Linked DNA regions of Homo sapiens: all the other regions are linked to region 1. Evidence: chromatin contacts called from ENCODE Hi-C or POLR2A ChIA-PET data. All regions are on one chromosome and are shown on one strand. Each heading gives the region's core, a stretch centred on a gene start or an enhancer-like site at or near the end of the contact. The rest is flanking DNA. Distances are from core to core; before and after follow the strand shown. Region 1 holds the start of TMCC1 (transmembrane and coiled-coil domain family 1). Region 2 holds the start of RYK (receptor like tyrosine kinase). Region 3 holds the start of SRPRB (SRP receptor subunit beta). Region 4 holds the start of CDV3 (CDV3 homolog).

Region 1 (5,354 bases), core at 775-3,274:
CCTCCCAAAGTGCTGGGATTACAGGTGTGAGCCAGGCCATGAATCACTTTTTATGGTTCATATTTTTTGTGTCCTAAGAAGTCTTTGCCTATCCCAAGGTCACAAATACTTTTTCTATGTTTTCTTCTAAAATTTTCTTTTATAGGTTTAGCTTTTAAATTTAGGTTTATCATCCATTTTGAGTTACCTCAGGTGGCTCCTTCAGTGCTTCTGAAATCTATAAATGCATCCTCCACCAACCTCAAATCTAAGTAAACCTTGCCACCTCCTTCTCCTTCACTCCTCATTCAATTTATTGCCAAGTCCTGTCCATTTTACCACTACATTAGCACTCTTCTCTGTCACTACCCTCCTACTTTGCCTTGACTATGTGGCCAGTGGCCTCCTAACTGGCTTCCCGGCCCCAGCTTTGAGACTCCCATCAGACCACTCTTCACGTTGCTATCTAAGTAACTTAAAAACAGACATAATGGGCTGGGGGCAAGGTGGCTCACACCTGTAATCCCAGCACTTTGGGAGGCCGAGGTGGGTGGATCATGAAGTCAGGAGATTCAGACCATCCTGGCCAACATGGTGAAACCCCGTTTCTACTAAAAATACTAAAAAAATTAGCTGGGTGCAGTGGCGTGCACCTGTAGTCCCAGGTACTAGGGAGGCTGAGGCAGGAAAATCACTTGAACCCGGGAGGCAGAGATTGCAGGGAGCCGAGATCGCGCCACTGCACTCCAGTCTGCCTCTCAAAAACAAAAAACAGACATAATGATCAAGTTATTTCCCCTGCAACCCTGCTGAAAAAAACCTGAATAGCTTCTACCAAGCACTCAGATTAAAGTCCCAAATCCGGCCGGGTGTGGTGGCTCATGCCTGCAATCCCAGCACTTTGGGAGGCCGAGGCGGGCAGATCACAAGGTCAGGAGTTCCAGACCAGCCTGGCCAAGATGGCGAAACCCCATCTCTACTAAAAATACAAAAATTAGCCAGGTGCGCTGGCGTGCGCTGGTAGTCCAGCTACTCCGGAGGCTGAGACAGGAGAATCGCTTGAACCCAGGAGGCGGAGGTTGCAGTGAGCTGAGATCGAGCCATTGCACTCCAGCCTGGGTGACCTGGGTGACAGAGTGAGACTCTGTCTCAATAAATAAATAAATAAATAGGTCCCCAATCCTCACCTGTTCTCGCCTACCTCTTCCCACACTCGCAGTCTACTCCACATTCAATATTCTTTAGCGCTCCCCATTCTGGCCATGCCAAGACCTCACCCCTTGGAGCAACTAACTCCTCCCAACTCAATTCCTCAGATTCTACCCTCTTCATCCTCAACTAAATCAATTCCCCCATAAAGATTCTCTTAGTACCATATACCTCTCAGAAGATTTTTACTAATTGAAAACTTAATTTTGTCTGATTCTCCCATGAATGTTTTCCTTCTCCACCAGATCTCAAACTTCATGAGACCAGGGACTCCGTTGACCCCATATGGTACTCCCAGCTCCTTGAACACGGAAGAAGCCTCATTACATAAGTAATAAAAATAAAATAAATTAGGAAAATGGGAATTATAAAGGGATGGGCTGGTGGCTGCTTACAATCCCTTCAGTGGTAATACCTGGTGCAAAGTAATGAGTCTCTGCCCTTTTCCAAGCAGCCTGCTAGGTGGAATGAAGGAAGGCCTTGCGACTCAAATAGGGAGAACAAACGTGTGATCCAGAGCGGCGGGCAGAAATCCGACGAAACCCCATATTACTCAGGGGCGTTGCTCCTAGGGCGAGGGTGGCTCGGTTCCTAGAGCTTTTTGAGAGGAGGAGCTTACCTGGAGCAACTCAGCACTACCTGCAGCGGCGCAGCTCAACCAGCCCAGAGACCGCGTGGGAAGGCGGGCTAGGGGAGGGGCCACGCCTTCCAGGGCCCATCCCCGCCCCTGCGGCGTGCGCGCGCCCGTCCGCCCGCTCCCTTGCGCGTGCGCCGCCGGCCGGGGGCGGAGGTTGTGGGCGGTGGCGGCTGTGGCGGGGGCGCGCGCGCGCTCGCTCTCTCGCGCCGGTTCGCCCTCCCGCGCCGGGGCTGAGGCGGCGGCGGCGGTGGCGGTGACTGAGGCGGCGGCGGCTGAGGCGGCGCGGGGGGAGGGTCGGGAGGGGGGGGTGGTTGTGGGGGATGGACCGGGTGCGGCGGCCGCAGTGGAAGGAGCAGGCGCTTGAGCTCGAGCGACGGCGCTGGCGGAGACGCCGGCTGCTCCTCCCCTCCCCGCCGGTGAGTGAGCGCCCCCGCCCCGGACGCTGGCGGCGGTCGCGGCCCCCTCACGGCCCTCCGCGGTGGGTGGGGACAGTCGTGAGGGAGCGTGGCCTGGCGGCGCAGCGGACGCGGGCCTGGCCTCCCGCTCGCGGCCTGTCGGGGCTGGGACCTGCCGTCGCCCCCGTTCGAGGTTGAAGCCCCGGGCCTAGGACTCGACCCCCAGCATCCCACGGGGCCTCTTTCCTTTCCCGGCTCATTCCGCTGTCATTTTGACCTGGGGTTCCCCTCCAGCCCCTCGCCTCGTTCCCTTCCCAGCATCCCAGGGCCGAGGTGAGGGAGGGGCGTGTGAGAAGTCGGGCCGAGGCCCGAGGGACTGTTTAGGAGCCGGTTCCCGTCGGAATCTGGGGTTTTAGGAGCCCTCGATCGCCATGGCGTCCCAGAAGTTAGCCACCAGGACTCAGCCATTTCCACCTGAAACCAGTTTTGCACCTATTGTTTTGATTTTGAACTGTCTTTCGAGGGGAGGAGGGAGCCCGGCGTACTGGGGAGAATATGTAGTGGGAGGTGGGATGTGAGGAGGAGCTGGCTGGGCTTGGTCTCGGCCTCAGGATGCCCCCTGTTAACCCCTGTAGGATAGGGGAAAGAGGTGCAGCGAGTTGCACCTTCCCTAAAGGGCCAGAGATTCGTTTATAGCTTGCGAATCTCTGCTTTTTCAGCCTCGGTAAAGGGGTATCATTTGTGGTTGGTTTGGTTCGTCCCTTAACAACATTCTTGGTGAGGAATCCCCAGGTGAATCTGCCACGGAGTGAAGCAGCCCACTTGAGCTGTTGGCTACCCCCGGCCCCCGCAACGCCCGTTGGCTTTTGTGACACGTTACACGTTAGTGTTGGTAGAGCCTAGCCGTCAGAGGTACCTGTACCATAAGCATCTCTACGAAAGGTGTGAATTCCTAAATTAGCTTATTCTGTTCTTAAAAAAAAAAAATCCAGGGCATAAATATCAGATAGCTGCTTTAAAATAAAACAAAACTTTGATTTGTTCCAGGAGGTAGATACATTTTTTTCTCTGTATATTAGGAGATTGAAACTCAAATTGTGAGTAGGTGGTAGTTTTACTAGTGTCATGTGACAAAACGATGCTTATAGATGGGATTTTAACTTAATAACCCTGTCCTCTACCAACAGAGTTGGCTTGTATTTTTTTGCAATCACCCACTCTCTGGCTAGTGTAGAAAGATTAAAAAGCTGCTTCTGGTCTGTGGGTGGTAACCTTTTAATTTCTGAAGAGTTTTGAGCTGCTTATAGATTGCTGATCAGCAGCATAGGAAAATTTTAGACGTTAAAAATTCATTAGCATGTGATGTAGAACTGTTATAATTATGAGCATTGATTAAGATTTGGTATGGTGTAGGTGCTGTGTACTGTGTATAAGAATGAGATTTCTCAGAGCATTTGCATCTTAAGATAAACAGAAGCACAGACCGCTGACAGTGTTGGGACACCTTGCAGAAGGACTCTTTTATGAGCACAAAAGACCTGTAGTCTACAATTTGATGAAGAACCCCAGTGCCCTAGACTAGTTGGTGACCAACCACCATTACTTTAAACTGGGCCTTCTTGATAGTAGAATATTTCCCCTTTTCTGCAAGACTGCTTATGCCTCTCATAAATGTGCAGAACATATAATGGCTCAGGGCTTAGGTTTAAGCTCCTCAGAGTGGCATTTATGGATCATTCATTAATTCATCAAATGTTTATTGAGCCCTTACTTTGTTCCAGGATGTTTTCTAAGTACTGGGCTACATTGTTGGGACAAAACAGACAAGGCCTCTTCCCTAATTAAGCTTTATTCTGTATGTATGGGAATGAGGAATATACAACAAACAAGCAAATAGGATCATTTCAGATAATGATATAAATCAGTGGTTAGTAAGCTTTTTTTGGTAAAGGACCAGGAAGTACAGTACATACCAGGGTTTTTGGGCCATATGATCTCTTTTGCAACTACTCAATTCTGTTTTAGTACAAAAGCAGCCACAGACAGTACGTGAACAAATATGTTTATATTCCAGTTAAACTTGGGACACTGAAATTTGAATTTCATAAAATTTTCACATGTCACAGAATATTAATGAGTTTTTAAAAATATTTTCCCCTAGCCATTTAAAAATGTAAAACCATTCTTAGCCATATAAAACGGGGCAAGGTGGATTTGGCCTATAGATTATAGTCTGGCCTTTTATAGAAAATGTTTGCTGACCCCTAATATGAATTATGAAGAAAATAAAACAAGCTGATGTGACAAGTGAATGACTGAAAGGTGGGTGGAGGGTTACTTAGTGAGAGGAGGCCTCATTAAGGAGAAGGTATTTGAGTTGTGACCTGAAAAATGGTAGCGCTTTCCTGGTAAATGAAACAGTGAGTGCAAAGGTCTGCAGGTGCAGATGAGCTGCTCTTGTTTTCCAGTGTTGAACTTCCCCACATAACATGTCATTCTTACATTTTATGTAAATACATTTTATGTCTTTGTTAGAATGTTGTTCTTCATGTAATAGGATGGTACCTTTCCGTTTCCTCTTCCTGATCCTGCCTTACAGTACCCATGGAGTAAGACTGCAGTGGAGTTGCACCTCATCCCAGGGTTAGGTCCTCAAGTTAGTGCATGAGGCAAAAATCATGTAAGATGAAAACTCTTCTGGAAAATTCCATAAATTGCTCAAAAAGTATGGTCTGCATGTTTTTGTATGTATAGTTGTATAAAATTCTTACGAATATGAAAGGCTGAGAGCCACAGAGCTTGACTGAGGGAAAGAGCAAGAGGAAATAAATTGTTATATAGGTATCTGGGCCTTCAGACTGTTTGGCTTTTTAAAACTGCTCTGGAGTCCCTATCAGAGAGTGGGGGATGGTATAGAATTTTGACATGTTCCTGTTTCCATGCAGGGTTTAATTCTATTTTTATGTTAAGCCTCTATTACATTAATACATGCTCATAGATGTGTTGCGAATATTAAACAAGATAATGTATTTGAAAGAGCCCGGCACTTAAGATAGTCAGTAAACATTTGCAGAATTAGAATCTGATTTTTACTTCTTTGGGCTCACATACATACTGTCCTTTGAAAAGTTGTA
Region 2 (5,354 bases), core at 1,403-3,902, 4.4 Mb before region 1:
CCTTTTATTCTAGGTGAGTTGGGGAACCACTGGTGGTCTGAAAGCCAGAGAGTACATGATCAGGCTGACGTTTAACAGAATGCCTCTGTCTGCTGTGTTGGGAACAGACTGAGCGAGTAAGGGAGAAAGCAGGCAACTGCAGCTGACCAAAAGAGAGACAGGAGAGCTGAGATATTAATGGAGTGACCAGCAGCATCAGAATTACCAGGAGGCTTGGGAAAACAGATTGTTGGGCCCCAGCCCTGGAGCTGCTACCTGTTAGTATGGGCAGTGTCCAAGGAATTTACATTACAAGTTCCCAGGTGATGATACTGCTGGTCTGGGGGCCACACTTTGAGAACTTGTCTTTGTAGAATTTATGAAAACATTTGTTTATCAAAGTTCTCAAGGAAGCACATTGCTCGCTCCTGTGTCCCCAGTGCCTAGCGTGATGCCTGGCACGAGTCTTCATCGAGCTCAGGCTCTGGGCCAGGCTCAGTGCTATTGAATGAGGTTCATGAGGGTCCCAGGTTTGAACTGTTTGGAGGTAACTGGTGATGAAACTTTCACAGGAAGTGGTCATTAAAGGGAAAGGATTCCTTGTAATTACAATAACAACAGGTGTGACACCTACCCAGCGTCTGCCTAGATGTTTTACTTGTATCCCTCTCCAATTAAATCCTGTAAAAGCCCTGGGAGTCGGGCATTATCCCGGGATTTTTATGAATGAGAGAACCAAGGCTTGGAGAGTTTAATTTTCCCAAGACCACAGGATTAACAAGTACCAGAACCCAGCCAGGCCTGAGTGGGAGCTCTCTGCTGTTTACATCATAGGCCGCCTGAAGAAGTCACTGACAAGACCTAGTAATTAAAGAACCTCGAGAAGCTAGGAGTTTCATTCTTTGAGGACTGTGAGCTTTTTTAAAAGTGCAAAGAATATGCCATCCTTTAAAAAAATGCTTCCCATCTGAATTGAGATTCCTGTTCACACAACATGTTTTGAGCCTCCAGCCCTTCCTGGCAGAACCCTGGTAGCAGTGGCTGTCCCAACAGAAGTATTTTTGCTGACTTTTGTGGCTTAAAAGCCTTCTCTGATGGAGCACTTTTCCTCCCCTCTTCCTCTTCTCAGCCTCCTCCGGCAGGATGAAGGGTGTAAGATTTTGTGCTGAGGCGCTGAAGCTTGACAAATTGAGGCCAGCCTATCTCTAAATGGAATCCGTGTATCTTGCTAGGGAGGGAGAAAATCAAGTTCCAGCACTTCCCTCCTTATCAGCCTCTCCTTTTCCCTACCCTTCCCTGAGGATAAAAATAACCGCTTCCCAGGGCCTCACTGCGATGGAGCAACTGTGCCCCGAAGCCAGGCCTAGCTGTCAGAGCAGCTGCTCCCCGAGGCACGGCCCCGCGAGAGCCTTGGGGTCAGGACGGGGGCCTGTCCGCAGGGACGAGGTGTCCCAGGACAGGGCAGGGGCCCTTGGAGCCTCACCAAGAGAGGGGGCACTGGTGCAAGTTTGACCGCGATGGTGGGCGGCTCACAAAAATACATCAGGAGGCCCGGAAGTCCATGCACTGGCTGGCTCCACCGCCTTTAAGTACACGAGGTCTATCTGCAGTTCTTAACCTCTTTGAGGGCACAAGGACTCCCTAGAACAAATGATGACATACCACCTCTCTGTGTGCAATCAAGCATACACACAACACACAGAAACATGGACGTGGACACAAATACGCACGGAGACACATACACTTTTGCACACAGTTTCATATTATTGGAAGGCTGTCGAAGCCTGGTATGGACCACAGATTAACAACCCCAAAGGCAGGTTGATTATAGTGATGCAGAACGATTATAAAAAAAATAACAATTTGGCAGGGCGCGGTGGCTTACACCTGTAATCCCAGCACTTTGGGAGGCCGAGGTCAGTTGATCACGTGAGGTCAGGAGTTCGAGACCAACCCGGCCAACATGGTGAAACCCCGTCTCTACTAAAAATACAAAAAAATTAGTCGGGCATGGTTGCGGGCGCCTGTAATCCCAGCTACTCGGGAGGCTGAGGCAGGAGAATGGCTTGAACCTAGGAGGCAGAGGTTGCAGTGAGCCGAGATCGTGCCAGTGCACTCCAGCTTGGGTGACGGAGCAAGACTTCGTCTCAAAATAAATAAATAAAAATATAAAAATAAATAAAATTTTGTAACGTAAAAATAGGGTTAGTAAAGCGTGCTAAGATCTTTCTGGAAAACAAATATATGTAGTATAAATTCTAATAATAGATACGGAAACGATAAAGTTGATCACCGATGGTAAGATAAAGGATGATTTCTATTTATTTGAGTTTTCCCACTAAACAGGAAAGCATGCTGCTTTTTCGCAACCAGAACGGCCGCATCCAGGCGTTTCCGGGGACCTGGGGCGCCCACTGAGCTGCAGGCGCGGCCGGTGGCTCCAGCCTGGCCCGTCCGTCGGGAAAGGAGGGTTACAGACAATAGACAAGCAAACATTAGACGCAGTGACCGCGTGGGGCGGGGACCGGCTCTTGCGGAGAGGGTGACCCGAGCCCTTCGCCCGCCGAGGCACTTTAAAACCCCAGCGCGTTGCCCAGGCCGGCCCGCCCAGAGCGAAAGGTGCGTGCGCGCTCCCGGGGAGGCGGCGGCGCGCACGGGCGCGTCCCGCGGGCAGCCCCCAACTCCGGACGATGCAGCGAGGAGGCGGCGGCGGCGGCGCGCTCCGGAGGTCTGAAGCCACTGCTGGCTGCCACGGGCCGGCGGTGCGATGAGCTGGGCAGCCGCCCCCGGCTCGGGGCTGTGAGCGGCTCGGGGCCGGGGGTGGGCGGCGGTGCGGCGGGCGGCCGACGCTCCTCTTCGGCGGCGGCGGCGGCGGCCATGCGTGGGGCGGCGCGGCTGGGGCGGCCGGGCCGGAGTTGCCTCCCGGGGGCCCGCGGCCTGAGGGCCCCGCCGCCGCCGCCGCTGCTGCTTCTGCTTGCGCTGTTGCCGCTGCTGCCCGCGCCTGGCGCTGCCGCCGCCCCCGCCCCGCGGCCCCCGGAGCTGCAGTCGGCTTCCGCGGGGCCCAGCGTGAGTCTCTACCTGAGCGAGGACGAGGTGCGCCGGCTGATCGGTGAGTGGGGCCGCCGAGGCCGGGGCGGGCAGGTCGGGCCGGCTGGGGCAGCTTCCGGCCGCCGGCGGATCAGTCTGCGAGCCGTGGACCTCGGGCGAGTACCCTCCCCGCCCCCCGCGCCCGGATTCGCCTCGCGGCCCGGTCTCTGCCTGCCGTGCTGGCTGGGAGGTGTGGTCCCTGCCCGGTCCCCAGCTCTGGGTCAGCCTTCGTGCCGCCCTCGCTGCCCCGCCGCGATAGACCCAGATTCACCCCATCCCATCCTCCTCACTGCCTCCTTAGCCCTTCTCCCTAGAAGAGTCAGTCACCCTTACAACTTTTTTTCCTTGCTGCACGAAGTTTTTTTGACGCTTTCTATGTGTGTCACTCTAGGGCCCTCGATTTTGAATATCTCGAAATTCACGTTTTAGACTGAACTTGCAAACCCTTTGCTGTGGTTTTGATGCTCCAGTAGAGGCCACGCTCTGTGCTTACCCTTTTACAAAAAAAAAAAAAAAAAAAAAAAAAACGAGAGAGAAAGAAGGGGAGGTTATAAGGGCACCAAATGTTCGTGGCAGCCTCCAACTCTTGGGACGTAGATTTGGAGCATATGCTTAGATTCTAAGCATATTTTTAGTGAATGAATCGCCAGGTAGCAGACCTTTTTAGTTTCAATACCTTTTTGGTTTTTGCATTGGGTGTGTTGGGAGTTTGGACTGACTCTGTACTTCTGGGCCACTCTCCTACTTTTGAGTATCTTGAAGGGAAACAAGAACTTAGTCTTGGGTCGGTTTGTGGTTCCATTTACTTGCTTAGCTTTGTTGTTTGGGGAATTAATTTGAAAAATTGCTGGGGTCTTATGTTAGGACTTTGTGGATTCTGGAAATGACCCCTTAGAGGAAGATCTGACAGGAACGACCCCCCAAAAAGGAAGTCCTTGGTACCTAGACGTTTGCATTCTTTTGTTATTATGGCAGTATCTTTATTTCATCTGAAGGTGGTGCTTCTGAGTGTTTGAGGGGAAAAATTATTCTCTATTGCATCCATTATTTGTCAGTATTCTATTTTTTTTTAAGTAATAAGACTTTGTTGAGGTGTGTTGAGATTGACTCAGTGTAGAAATGGAATTACTGAAAGCAGACTCTTTAGACATTACATGTACGGATTTGCAGTTTTTAGCCAAAGAAGAATGCTCTTTTTATGAAGTCGTGCTCATTCTTAATCCTTCTTAGTCTAGCTGAGTTAGCTGAATGTAGTTTAGCTGAATTAAAACTCTACTTGGGGTAGTACTTGGAACACAAGACTAAGATTTAGGAAAAATAATACAAGACGACTCATATCACATTAATTTTAGAAATATTAACGTATTATGCATGGTTTTGTAAAGGCTTTTTGGTTAAAAGCACTTATATAGCTTGTGACTTTGTTTACATGGGTAAACAAAGTCAGAGGTGTAGGTAGGAGACAGAAGACAACCAGGGACTGACATTGAATTCCTGCCATATACCTGCCCCTACATGCTTTATACACATAATTTCTTCTAATTTTCTCGGGGCCCAGTGAGGTAGGTGGCATTATGCCTATTGTAGAGATGAGGAAAGTGGGGTTTTAAAGTAACTTGCTCAAGGTCACACAGTTAATTTTTTTTTAGACGGAGTCTCGCTCTTGTCACCCAGGCTGGAGTGCAGTGGCGTGATCTCGGCTCACTGCAATCTCTGCTTCCTGGGTTCAGGTGATTCACCTGCCTCAGCCTCCCAAGTAGCGACCACTTCTGGCTATTTTTTGTATTTTTAGTAGAGACAGGGTTTCACCATGTTGGTCAGGCTGGTCTTGAACTCCTGAGCTCGTGATCTGCCCGCCTCGGCCTCCCAAAGTGCTGGGATTACAGGTGTGAGCCACCGCACCTGGCCTAGTTCATATTTTTGAAAAAAATGAAACAGTGTTGACATAGGCTGCAAAGTTTTATCGAATGAAATGAAGATTTTGTCTGTAGAAGTTTGATTATGTCATGGTGGAAAATAAATCATTGCTAATTAGCACTTGAGTTATATATTTGTTACCTTATTCAAAGGTTGGCCTGGAACTAATTTTCTTAGCAGTATTTGCAGCAGAGGAAGCTCCTGTTTGATGAGCATCCAATTTATGCCCAGAAATGCTGTTGCTGGGAGGGTAGGAAGCATTGTTTCAATTAACTCCCTTGTCTATCCCCGGGGGCGAGAGAGACTTCTAGTAGTATTTTCTCTAGTGCAAATAGGGTTGACCTGTTACAGAGGATCTCTAGTCACTCCAT
Region 3 (5,354 bases), core at 1,988-4,487, 3.9 Mb before region 1:
CACTGCACTCCAGCCTGGGCAACAGAGTGAGACTCCTGTCTCAAAAACAAACAAACAAACTTATGCATTACAATCGGTTTGGTAGTCACTGTCTACATTCTGAAGTTACAGAGGTATGTAAAATGTCTTTCCCATGATTCCTTATATTTTTTTTTTTTTTTTGAGACTTAGTCTCGCTCTATTGCCCAGGCTGGAGTGCAGTGGCGCAATCTTGGCTCACTGCCACCTCCACCTCCCGGGTTAAAATGATTCTCATGCCTCAGCCTCCCGAGTAGCTGGGTTACAGGCGCCCACCACCACACCCGGCTAATTTTTGTATTTTTAGTAGAGACAGGATTTCATCATGTTGGCCAGGCTGGTCTTGAACTCCTGACCTCAAGTGATCGGCCTACCTTGGTCTCCCAAAGTGCTGGGATTACAGGCGTGAGCCACCAAGCCAGGCCCCATGATTCCTTATATTTGAAATACACTCATATATACTCTGTAAGATATCCATTGCAGCACTGTTTGTAAAAGCAAAGGTTATAATAACAAAACTAAATGTCTATTAACACGGTCCAGATTAAGTAAGAATTTAATTTTATGGTATAGCAACAGAGTGGAGTACTATGCAGCTCATAAACCAACCAGATGGTACTATGTATACAAATGTAGGACAATAAGAAAAGCCCAAGTTGTATCAGCCGTATGAGAAAAATAATGGGCAGAACAGCATTTAAAAAAAAACAACAATAAAGGATATACAGACATGTTTGTATATGCACAGAACATCCGGAAGACTACATACAAAAAAAAGTAAGTCACTGCTTCTGAGGAGAAAACTAGGTAGTGGGGAAAGGAAAGGAAAAATTACTTTTCACCAAATATCTTTTCTAACCTTTTGAATTTTTGTCCCATGTGCATGTATTACCTATTCAAAACTTAAAAGGTTTAATGCCCACTCTTAAGAACTCATTGTAAAGTTGGAAAGAAGACACAGAAACAAAAAATAAGAATAAAATGTGATATAACATTACTGTACATTAAGGTACAACAATGCAGAGGAGGGCATGATTAAATCTACTGTACAGATTGTCAAGAGAATTTGTCACAAAGAATATGTTTCTCCATAAAAATAAGCTACAAATGGTACTTACATCCTCAGATGAACTCATCCTAAAAATGTCCTTAACTGACACACCACAGTAAAGTAAGACTGTCAGACTCCAAAACTCCACAAACATCTTACCCTGTTATTGTTGACTCTGTATACAGCACAGCTGTCAGTAATGGACGTCTGAGTGTCTCTATAAAGGCCTGTTAACAACTGTAAAAAAAACAAGATGGGTGATATTCAACATTTTAATAGCACACCTAAATTGAGTTATATTATTCTAAGTCTCCCAGGTGTAAGGTTAAGTAAATGAATGCTGCTTCCGACAGGTGAAAAAGACGATATTGATTTTTTTTACCTGTAGAAAAAAATCTAATTAATTGCATATTTTACTCCTCAGTGGAATAAAAACAACATTATTCTCAAAAGACAGTTAGTGGCCAAATTTGCCAAGCTTCTGTAAAGATTTTTAACCAACAAAAATGATTTGAAGCCTGGGCAACATGGCAAAATCTCATCTCTACAAAAAATATAAAAAATCAGCCGGGCGTAGTGTTGCACGCCTGTAGTCCCAGCTACTCGGAGGCTGAGGTGGGAGAATCATCTGAGTCCCAGAGGTCAAGGCTGCAATGAGCAGAGATCTCGCCACTGCACTCCAGCCTGGGCATTGGAGTGAGACACTCCCTCAAAAAAAAAAAAAAAAAAAAAATGGAGGTATTTCTTTAATGGAAGGGAAATAATTTATACTCTCAAAAAGAAGAGTTAAAAAGCAGAAAACCTCTCCTATTCACCACATTAAAATACACTGTTAAAAATACTAAATGTATTAAAAATAAATATTAGTAAAAAGAAGCCTAACTAGCCCACTATGTCAAAGAAGGATCACCCTGTGAAAAAGTGTCTTCGATAAACTGTCCTAAGAATTTGTTAACGAAGGAATTATAAACTGTAGGACACTAGCTTCTATGCCTTCTGCTATTCTGGAATGAAACTAATTAAATAAAATCCTTGAATGTGATAAAGACTAAATATCAGCATCTGGCAAGGGCAAACAGAAAAAAAAAAGGAGAAATGACCAATATTTCTCAATTATGGGTTTCTACGAGTCTTTTTGTTCTCCCAAGTAAGTCAAGAATTAACTTCCAAATTTAACAGCATCAGCTTCTTTTACAAAATAAACCGTGAGATGACAGGAATACTGGGATCTATAAAATTTTCTATTAAGCTTAACAGGGGTGTCAATGAAATCATTTACCCTGACAAAGAGCAACGTTTTCCCGGAATCACAAAGGCCAACAAGAAGAACAGCTCTCTGACTGCTCCTTCTGCTCCGGATTAACTTCCAGAAGACTGTGGAATAGACAGAGAAAAACAACAAAAATTACGCCTTGGGAATCAGTATATGTGCATGGCTGGGGTGGGGAAATTCACAGAAGTCTGTGACGAAACACCTCATTCACCTGGAACTGACTTTTATCATAATGGTTACTATTGCTGTTGTTAGGGATCCACTGAGAGCCAGGCACTGTCAACTGTCAACTTTTCTTTGCAGTCCTTACTCTGACTGGGACTCAGGTGCTATCTCACTACCTTGGTATCCCAGCGCCCGCACGCAAACACGGGAGGCTGAAAGTTGGTGTCAAGACCCTGAGTCTTTGCAGTGAGAACAGCGGAAGGCGAGGAACAGCGCGCTCAAGCGTAACAGGGCAGATGACGAAGAGCAATCTGCGCCCCAAGGACCAGGACGTTAACTCCGGGGGTTGCCCGGCATCCCCCTTAACGCCCAGCTGCTGCCGCTGCTTCAGGAGAGAGGGTGGGGTGTAGACTGGGTGGGTCTCACCCTCCTGATGCCCTCAAGGCGCCCTCTCAGCCCCGCGTCCCCGGCCTGCAGCGGTGCAGCCAAAGCCCGGACCTCTGCCCGCCCCAAACCCGCCATGACCACCGGCCGCCTTTTACCTAGCGTCAGCAGCACCGCAAGAACCGCCACCACTACTGACAACAGCGTTGGGTCCGTCTGCTGCAGCTCCTGCCGCAAGGTGTCTAGGTAGGGCTGGAAGGTGCCCCCGGCACCGCCGCCATCTGCCACCCGGCGCGAGTCCGCGGAAGCCATGGATGAGACGCGTGGTCCCCGGTACAGCAAAAGCGACGTGGCCCTGCACTCTGCGCAGGCGCGGGGAGCAGAGCCTCACGCGAATGGTGGTTCCTAAGCCATAGTCTCTCCCTCAGCCGCGGCGATCCCCCAAGTGCTTGATGGGAGTTGTAGTTCTCTGGGACTCCGTCCTCCTACAGAACGATAGGGGCAGACAGGTTATTTGTCGAGGGACACACACATCTTTTAAGAGATGAGTCAGTCGTCGTCACCTACGTTATGACTGTTGAAAGAATGATGAAATGAATAAAATGAATGAATGGCTCCCGAAACTACCACTGAGGAGTTCCCGACCGTCGCTAAGTGACGTGAGACTTGTGAAGAACTCAAGCATCCTACAAACATTTAATCTGAATTTAATGTGACAAGGGATGTGACAGATGGATGTACGGAGCGATGTGGGAATACATAATGGGACGCGGAGTCCATCATGAGTTCAGAGAAAAGCTTCTGGACATTGGAATTGAGTCCTGAAGAATGAGTTAGCATCTGCGAGTGGTTAAAGGAAAAAAAGGTGCTGTGCAGAAGAAAATGAGTGTAAGAAACGATGTATGTGGGAACCCTAAGTAATTCAGTGCCCCTACACTGTCAATCTAGGGCTGCAAACTCAAATGTCTGCATTAAAGGAAGCAACTAGGAAAATCAACGCCCAGGAGAGCTGGGGCTGTTGAAAACTGCAGGAGGTATTTCTGCTGAAAGTAGGGCCGACCCTATTCAGCCAGGTAGGTGTTATGGGACCTGGGTGGCCGGTTCTTCCAGTTTTCAAGAGAAGCAATAAAGGCAGATTTTTATAGGAAATTTTCCACTTTTGAAATTTTCTGTAGGTAATTGAAAGCATTCAAAAACTTGTGGCCCAAATAAAACACCAAAAGTGGCCAGCCTAGAGGGTCCCAGTTCACAGTCTCTGTCATTAAACAGCTGTCATTGTTTTAAAATGTACACATTATTTAATTTAATTGTATGGCTGAGTAGAGACATGAAGATGTCAGTGTCACTGAAAGATTGAAAAAAGTTTATTACAGTTCCACATTGCCATTGAAAAAGTTGTCAGCATCAAAATGGAGTCACTTGTATTTTTTTTTTTAATCAGAAAAATGGAGCTGGTGAAAGGCCATGGAGGGAGGGTTCTCAGGCACCCATGCCTGATGACAAAAACTGTCACAAAAGACTGCAAAAACCACAGACTTGCACAAAGGCCATCGCAACCTTACACACAAAAAAATACATCTGTTAGGACGGCTACCCAGCAACTCCCTGTCCAACCTAGTACTGATGCCATCCTTGCCATTTGATCCTTGTAGCCAAGGATAATTATCTTAAAACAATTATGGAATCTGACTCATTTTTTCTTTAAAAATCTTTGTCTTCCTTTACACCCCCCTGAATATGCACATAGTTGACTATGGCATGCGTAGTCCCATTGCAATGCCTATTCCAGAATAAATATTATTTTCTTTTAGAGCGTCCCTCTCTGCTTGTTATTTAGCTTGATACCACTCAGGGCCACACAAAACCTCACCATGCACAGGGACAAGGAAAAAGAGAGGAACTGGGGGAGGACCCGGTGACTCACAGCTATTAATCCCAGCGCTTTGGGAGGCCAAGGCAGGAGGATTGCTTGAGGCCAAGAATTCAAGACCAGCCTGGGCAACATAGTGAGACTCTGTCTCTGCAAAAAACATTTTCTTTTTTCTTTTTTTTTTTTTTTTTTTTTGAGACAGAGTCTCGCTCTGTTGCCCAGGCTGGAGTGCAGTGGTGCGATCTCGGCTCACTGCAAGCTCCGCCTCCCGGGTTCACGCCATTCTCCTGCCTCAGCCTCCCGAGTAGCTGGGACTACAGGCGCCTGCCACCATGCCCGGCTAATTTTTTGTATTTTTAGTAGAGACGGGGTTTCACCATGTTAGCCAGGATGGTCTCGATCTCCTAACCTCGTGATCCACCCACCTCGGCCTAAAACATTTTCTTTAATTAAAAAATAATTAGCCAGGCATGGTGGCATATGCCTGCAGTCTCAGCTACTTGGGAGACTGAGGCAGGAGCGCTTGAGCCCAGGAATTCCAGGTTACCGTGAGCTGTGATCACATGCCACTGCACTCCAGCCTGGGCAACAGA
Region 4 (5,354 bases), core at 1-2,500, 3.7 Mb before region 1:
AGTATGTACTTGTCTTCTGGTCAAAGCCCTTGCTTCGTTCTGGGGCAAACTAGGCTAAATGGAGGACAAACATGCTCGTAGGCTAACACTATACTTCCGCTGGGTTCCTGCATGGGAGCTGTTACTTTAAGCAACTAAGAAAAGCCGAAGGAAGAAGTCAATAGGAATTTCACAACTACATTTCTACTTCAACCTTGCCACCGAGAGTTTTCTTTTTCTTTCACGGGCTTAGAGACTAAGTCATCACAAAAGAGCTGCTACAAATGCGGCTGCTGAAAGCGAAAATTCAGCTCAAACTACTGGGCTGAGGTCAGCACACGGAATTACTCAGCCTAGACGTCACCCGATAAACGCTGCTCTGTGCTGGGCACTGCGGCCCCAGACCTAGTGCCCCCGGAGGGTGGCGCCGCCCGGGCCTTGGCTAACGCCGAGCGACGCGGGGTGGGAAGGGCGGCTCCACCGCGGATATCGGAAGGGGTCCCGGCCCTGGCGAGCCCAGCCCGAGGTGGAGAGCCTGCGTCACGTGGCGGCCCGCGCCCGTCCGCCCGGCCTCCGCGGCCCCTCCCGGACGCTTCCCCGGCAGGCGGGGGCGGGCACATGGGGCGCCGGCGCGCGGCCCGGGCCCCGAGTGCCGGCCTCCCGGCCCCTCACCTTCGTCACAGCCTTGGTGGCGGCCCCTGGGCCCGCAGCCCCCGCGCTGGCGGTCCCGCCGTCACCCGGCCGGGTCCCCGCGCCCGCCCCGCCGCCCGCCGCACCCGCGGCTCCACTGCTTCCGCCGGCGCTGCCCGCTGCGCCCGCGGCACTCGCCGCCCGGTTGCTCCGCTCCTTCTTCTTCTTCTTGTCCCTCTTGGCAAAGAAGTTGTCCAGGCTCCGCTCCTCCGTCTCAGCCATGGCCTCGGCCTCCTCGACCCGGATGGGTGGGGCCGGCGGCGGGCGCGGCCCGCGGGGCTCCGAGCTCGGGGTCGAGGCCGGCTCTGCGCTCACGCTGCCGGGCGCGGCGACGCCTCAGCCCCGCGGGGTCGCCGAGGCGTGCGCGGCGAGACGGGCGGCTCCCCCTGCGTGCTGGCGAGCGGTGGTACGGTCCGCCCGGGGGCTCGCGCGCCGCCGCTGTCGCCCGAGGCTGCCGGGGCTGCCGCTGCTGCTGCGACGGCGGAGCAGGATTCCGCTCTCCCCACAACCTGAGGGGAAAAGGCACGCGCGAGCCAGAGGTTCTGGCGAGAGTGCTCGGCTAGCAGCGGCGCGTGCCGGAGGAAGAGGCGCGCGCGCAGGCCTGGAGAGGAGGGGAAGGGAGTGGGGAGGGGAGGGAGAGGGAGGAGGGAGGGCGGGCCGCTAGAAGAGAGAGGAAGCGCCTGCGCCTGCGTATTTTGCTCTGCCTGCCGCTGTGGGATCGCCAAGGGGCGGGCGGCGGGAGGAGATGGAGGCGGAGCTGGAAAGAGAGCCAATCAGGTGCCAGGACGAAGCTCTTAGGTGACAATCCCTGACCCAGACGGGGCGGAGTCCAAGCATGGGGGCGGGGAGAGGAGGGCATATGCAAAATAAGTGACGTGCCGGGCGACTCCGGTTTCCCGATTGGCCGAGGGTTTAGTCTTGAGGGCGGGCATGTTGAGGGCTGGTTGATGACTTGGCTAAAGAGGTCCAGCAGGAGGGGCAGTGGGTTCCTTTTGGACGCATGCGCAGGATGCACGTGTGTTTCCTGGCCCAGAACAAACCGTGGCCCCATAGTAGTCGTTTGAACTGTCGCGAAACGGACAGGCACTGCGTTAAGCCAACTGTGTTAAAGATTGTTCCTCTCCTCTGATCGCTTCTGTACTTCCACCCCCTCTGGAGTGGCAACCATTACTTTTCTTCTTTACCGGTTGATTGTGAAAGTGAGAGGAGCAGTGAGCCTGAAGTTTAGGTCCCATTTACTAAAAGATCTTTCATAGGCTGGTTGGTAGGTAGAAAGGGATTTTGTCTGAACTCCACCCTCTGGATTATGTTTACCAAGGTCAAGTTCAATAAATCCTATCGTCAAGTCCCTAATCTGTAAAGTGGGTATACTATTTCTTACAAGATAGGGGGATGGAGGGAAGAGAGTCAACATTATTAGCTGCTCAGCACATTGCTTAACGCCCTGACTTGAGTCTAGATGATGATACAGTTTATCCTTAGCTTCTATCCCTGATAAAAGGAGGGGACTGTCTTATCATAGGGGTGGAGACCAAAATGCCCAGGCGAAAGCCAGGTTTAAATGGGTTTAAAGCCCATTTAAATACCCTTGGGGCCTTGAAAATGAAATGAATTCTATATGCAAAAGGTGGTCTAAAGTAAGCTCTTAAACTTTCTACTTCCTCCTTCTAAAAGCAGAAGAGGGAGCTGTCACAACCATTGAGGAAATGACTCAGACAAATGTTGGTAGCCATATGGGGTAGATAGAATCCAGCCAGTAAATGGAGAGACTTCTTCGTCTTTTCCTTTACAGTTACCCCATTAAAGTTTCTCTTTTCCTACCCCCTACTTACACTGCTATTAAAGAATTAACTTCTGGCTGGGCGCGGTGGCTCACGCCTGTAATCCCAGCACTTCAGGAGGCCGAGGCAGGCGCATCACCTGAGGTCAGGAGTTCGAGACCAGCCTCACCAAAATAATGAAACCCCGTCTCTACTAAAAACACGAAAATTAGCCGGGCGTAGTGGCTAACGCCTGTAATCCCAGCTACAGGTTGAGGCTGGAGAATTGCTTGAACCCGGGGGTGCGGAGGTTGCAGTAAGCCGAGATCGCCTCATTGCAATCCAGCCTGGGCAACAACAGTGAAACTCCGTCTCAAAAAAAAAAAAAAAGTCTAACTTCTGAATGTCAAAAGAAATCAAGGACCTAGCCTTGGCCAGCAAGTAGCTTGAGCTTATACATATACTATTCCCCAAACATGAACAGCTCCCAAGGTGACTTCCTTCTATGACAACATATATCTTCCTGTGATGCAGGCCAGGTTCAGTACTGCCCATCACCATCACCCTCCCTTACCATCGCTAATCAAATTTATTTTCTTTCTTTTTTTTCTTTCCTTCTTTTTTCTCCCTTCCTCTTTTCTTTCCTTCTTTTCTTCCTCCCCCCTCTTTCTTCCTTCCTCCCTCCCTCTCTTTCATTTATTTATTTATTTATTTACTTACTTATTTTTTGAGGCAAAGTCTTGCTCTTGTCACCAGGCTGGAGTGCAATGGCATGTCAGCTCGCTGCAACCTCTGCCTCCCAGGATCAAGCGATTCTCCTGCCTTAGCCTCCTGAGTAGCTGGGATTACAGGCACCCGCCACCACACCCAGCTAATTTTTGTATTTTTAGTAGAGACGGGGTTTCACCATGTTGGCCAGGCTGGTCTCAAACTCCTGACCCTCGTGATCCACCCACCTCAGCCTCCCAAAGTGCTGGAATTACAGGTGTGAGCCACCATGCCCGGCCCTCTCCCTCTCTTTCTTTCCTCATCTATGAAGCACTTATTTTGCTATATTTCGGGCAAAGTGCTTTATTCAAAAGTGAGTAATTTGTGATTCCTGCATTCAATTCCCTTATAATCTAGAAGAGAAGATCTAGATATAAATAAGTTTCAGTTATTTATATCTTTCTTAAGTCCTTATCAATTCATCATTGTCTTGAAAGAATTAATGACTTGAGAAAATACACAGAAGGAACAGTAGTTGAGGGCTGACGCTGCAGAATTTCCCACTACATTTTTCAGTGTGATTGATGGCATGATCCCAGAACTTGATCATGTGTAAGAAATTCAGGTCAGGCCAGTAGAGAGACCAGTGTCTTTGTGGTTGTGTCATTGTTTGTAGTAATTCTCTCCTCTGTGAAGCTGGTCCCTTCCTCTTTGAATCACCTGCCCTAAAATTGACAGCATCTGTTCCCATCAGTTGCTCCTTTTAAACCTCCCCTACCACCCTTCTCCAGATTGGTTGCACAGTGCCCTGAATCATGCTATCATTATCATCGTTACCAGACACCCCCTCATCTTTGAAGCATCCTTCTGCCCTCTCTCTCTTTTTTTCTTTTTAAGAGGCGGGGCTCAAGCAATCCTCTGGCTTCAGCCTCCAGAGTAGCTGGGACTACAGGCAGGTGCCATCATGTACAGCTGAATTTTTTTTTTTTTTTTTTTACATTTTTAGAGAAAGGGATCTTGCTATGTTGCCCAGGCTGGTCTGGAACTCCTGGGCTCAATTGATCCTGCTGCCTTGGCCTCCTGAGTAGCTGGGATCACAAGTAGGAGCCGCTGTGCCCGGCTCCTCCAGCTCTCTCTTGACAGAGGTGTCTTCCCCTCTGCTGTCCAATGTGTTTGGACCGTCTGCATACTTAAAGCAAACAGACTTTCACTTGTACTTGCCAGATGGAAAACTTGTATAGTAATGCAGACTATTCCCAGGTATTTCTGCACATCTTCCAAGGTTCCTAATGCTGTCTGAACATGGCAGTTTCCCTCTGGGTCCTCTGAAGTGGTGCAATCCGAAGGACATCATATATCTCCCTCAACAAGGCCTGCTGAGTTCCAATATTCCATGAGCTCAAGAGCTGGCAAAGGGCAGTTGAGCCCAGCCCCATTGTTTCTGAGTTCTTTTCTGCTGAGCTATTTGATCCAAGATCCATTCTGCTACCTAGGCTGGAAATTCCACTCATGCTCAGCTCAAAGGAATGCAGCTCATGCTGGCCAAAGTGTTCACCAGGAAATGGGTGGCTAGAATTCTTCTTTTCATTTCTGGTTTCCTCTCTAACATCTGTAAGGCCAACTATGCCACTGCCTGAACTGTCCCCTTTTCAACTGGGGAGCAACTACTTACAGGTCATCTCTTCTGGGAGTCTTTTCTTATTCTCTACAGGCAGCTTGATTTCCTAAACTTCAGAGGCCCAGAGTCTTTTCATTTGGTATGATCGTTGATGCCTTCCTGGTATTCGCATGATTGGTTTGTTATTTAACCACTCTCATTCATTCACTCAAGTATATAAAACATGTATTTAATGAGCACCTACTATATGCCGGGCCCTATGTTAGGAGTTAAAGGAGAGATAAGCCCTGCCTTCACAGAGCTTATTGTACACTAAGCTGGTAACTAGAAGGAGACACACAGGAACACCTACAAAAGCACATTGAAAACTCTTGAAGGCAGGAATGGCATTGAGCATATAGCCTATATCACACAAGCATTTAACTGATGTTTGTAAAATGAAAAATGTCTCCATTAATCTCCAGTTTTCCACATTAACAGAGGACTGCACAAATCATGGACTCTAAAAGTGTTTCCTTGTTGGCTTATGAGCATAGGCTAACTCTGCCACACATAACAAATAATTCAACCTTCTCCCTCAACCTCAAGTTCCTCCTTAG

Evidence for each region. A loop is a pair of places that touch in the nucleus more often than their neighbours do. ChIA-PET counts read pairs that join two places held with the same protein, here RNA polymerase II (POLR2A). Pooled maps may share reads with other maps.
Region 2: a pooled map shows a loop between it and region 1 (27-fold over the local background). The contact joins the promoter of RYK here to the promoter of TMCC1 in region 1. A Hi-C loop is called at or near these places in 1 of 168 maps with a recorded cell type or tissue (CD4-positive, alpha-beta T cell), 1 of 37 single-sample maps with no recorded cell type and 9 of 50 pooled maps.
Region 3: a pooled map shows a loop between it and region 1 (10-fold over the local background). The contact joins the promoter of SRPRB here to the promoter of TMCC1 in region 1. A Hi-C loop is called at or near these places in 1 of 37 single-sample maps with no recorded cell type and 7 of 50 pooled maps. POLR2A ChIA-PET finds 5 or more read pairs at or near these places in 1 of 52 experiments (GM10248).
Region 4: a loop to region 1 is called in a map of CD4-positive, alpha-beta memory T cell, with 17 times the contacts of the local background. The contact joins the promoter of CDV3 here to the promoter of TMCC1 in region 1. A Hi-C loop is called at or near these places in 2 of 168 maps with a recorded cell type or tissue (CD4-positive, alpha-beta memory T cell and naive thymus-derived CD4-positive, alpha-beta T cell), 1 of 37 single-sample maps with no recorded cell type and 9 of 50 pooled maps.

The regions. Positions count from the first base shown.
Region 1 is chr3:129,890,381-129,895,734 of GRCh38, reverse strand. TMCC1 (transmembrane and coiled-coil domain family 1) reads left to right here and starts at 2,024. Exons shown (of 7, transcript NM_001017395.5): 1 at 2,024-2,241. TMCC1-DT (TMCC1 divergent transcript) reads right to left here and starts at 1,864. Exons shown (of 3, transcript NR_037893.1): 1 at 1,808-1,864. RefSeq lists a silencer at 1,767-2,496 and enhancers at 1,858-2,649, 2,650-3,442.
Region 2 is chr3:134,248,157-134,253,510 of GRCh38, reverse strand. RYK (receptor like tyrosine kinase) reads left to right here and starts at 2,652. Exons shown (of 15, transcript NM_002958.4): 1 at 2,652-3,088. The coding sequence starts at 2,857. RefSeq lists a silencer at 2,478-3,297 and an enhancer at 2,633-3,411.
Region 3 is chr3:133,803,698-133,809,051 of GRCh38, reverse strand. It overlaps SRPRB (SRP receptor subunit beta), which reads right to left and starts at 3,237. Exons shown (of 7, transcript NM_001379313.1): 1 at 3,050-3,237; 2 at 2,349-2,443; 3 at 1,229-1,306. The coding sequence starts at 3,203. LOC105374116 (a long non-coding RNA gene) reads left to right here and starts at 3,569. Exons shown (of 3, transcript XR_924513.3): 1 at 3,569-3,964. RefSeq lists enhancers at 2,676-2,785, 2,816-2,865, 2,976-3,185, 3,326-3,385, 3,476-3,585.
Region 4 is chr3:133,569,582-133,574,935 of GRCh38, reverse strand. It overlaps CDV3 (CDV3 homolog), which reads right to left and starts at 1,250. Exons shown (of 5, transcript NM_017548.5): 1 at 652-1,250. The coding sequence starts at 891. RefSeq lists silencers at 282-671, 702-811, 832-1,371 and enhancers at 1,752-1,921, 1,578-2,079, 2,022-2,261.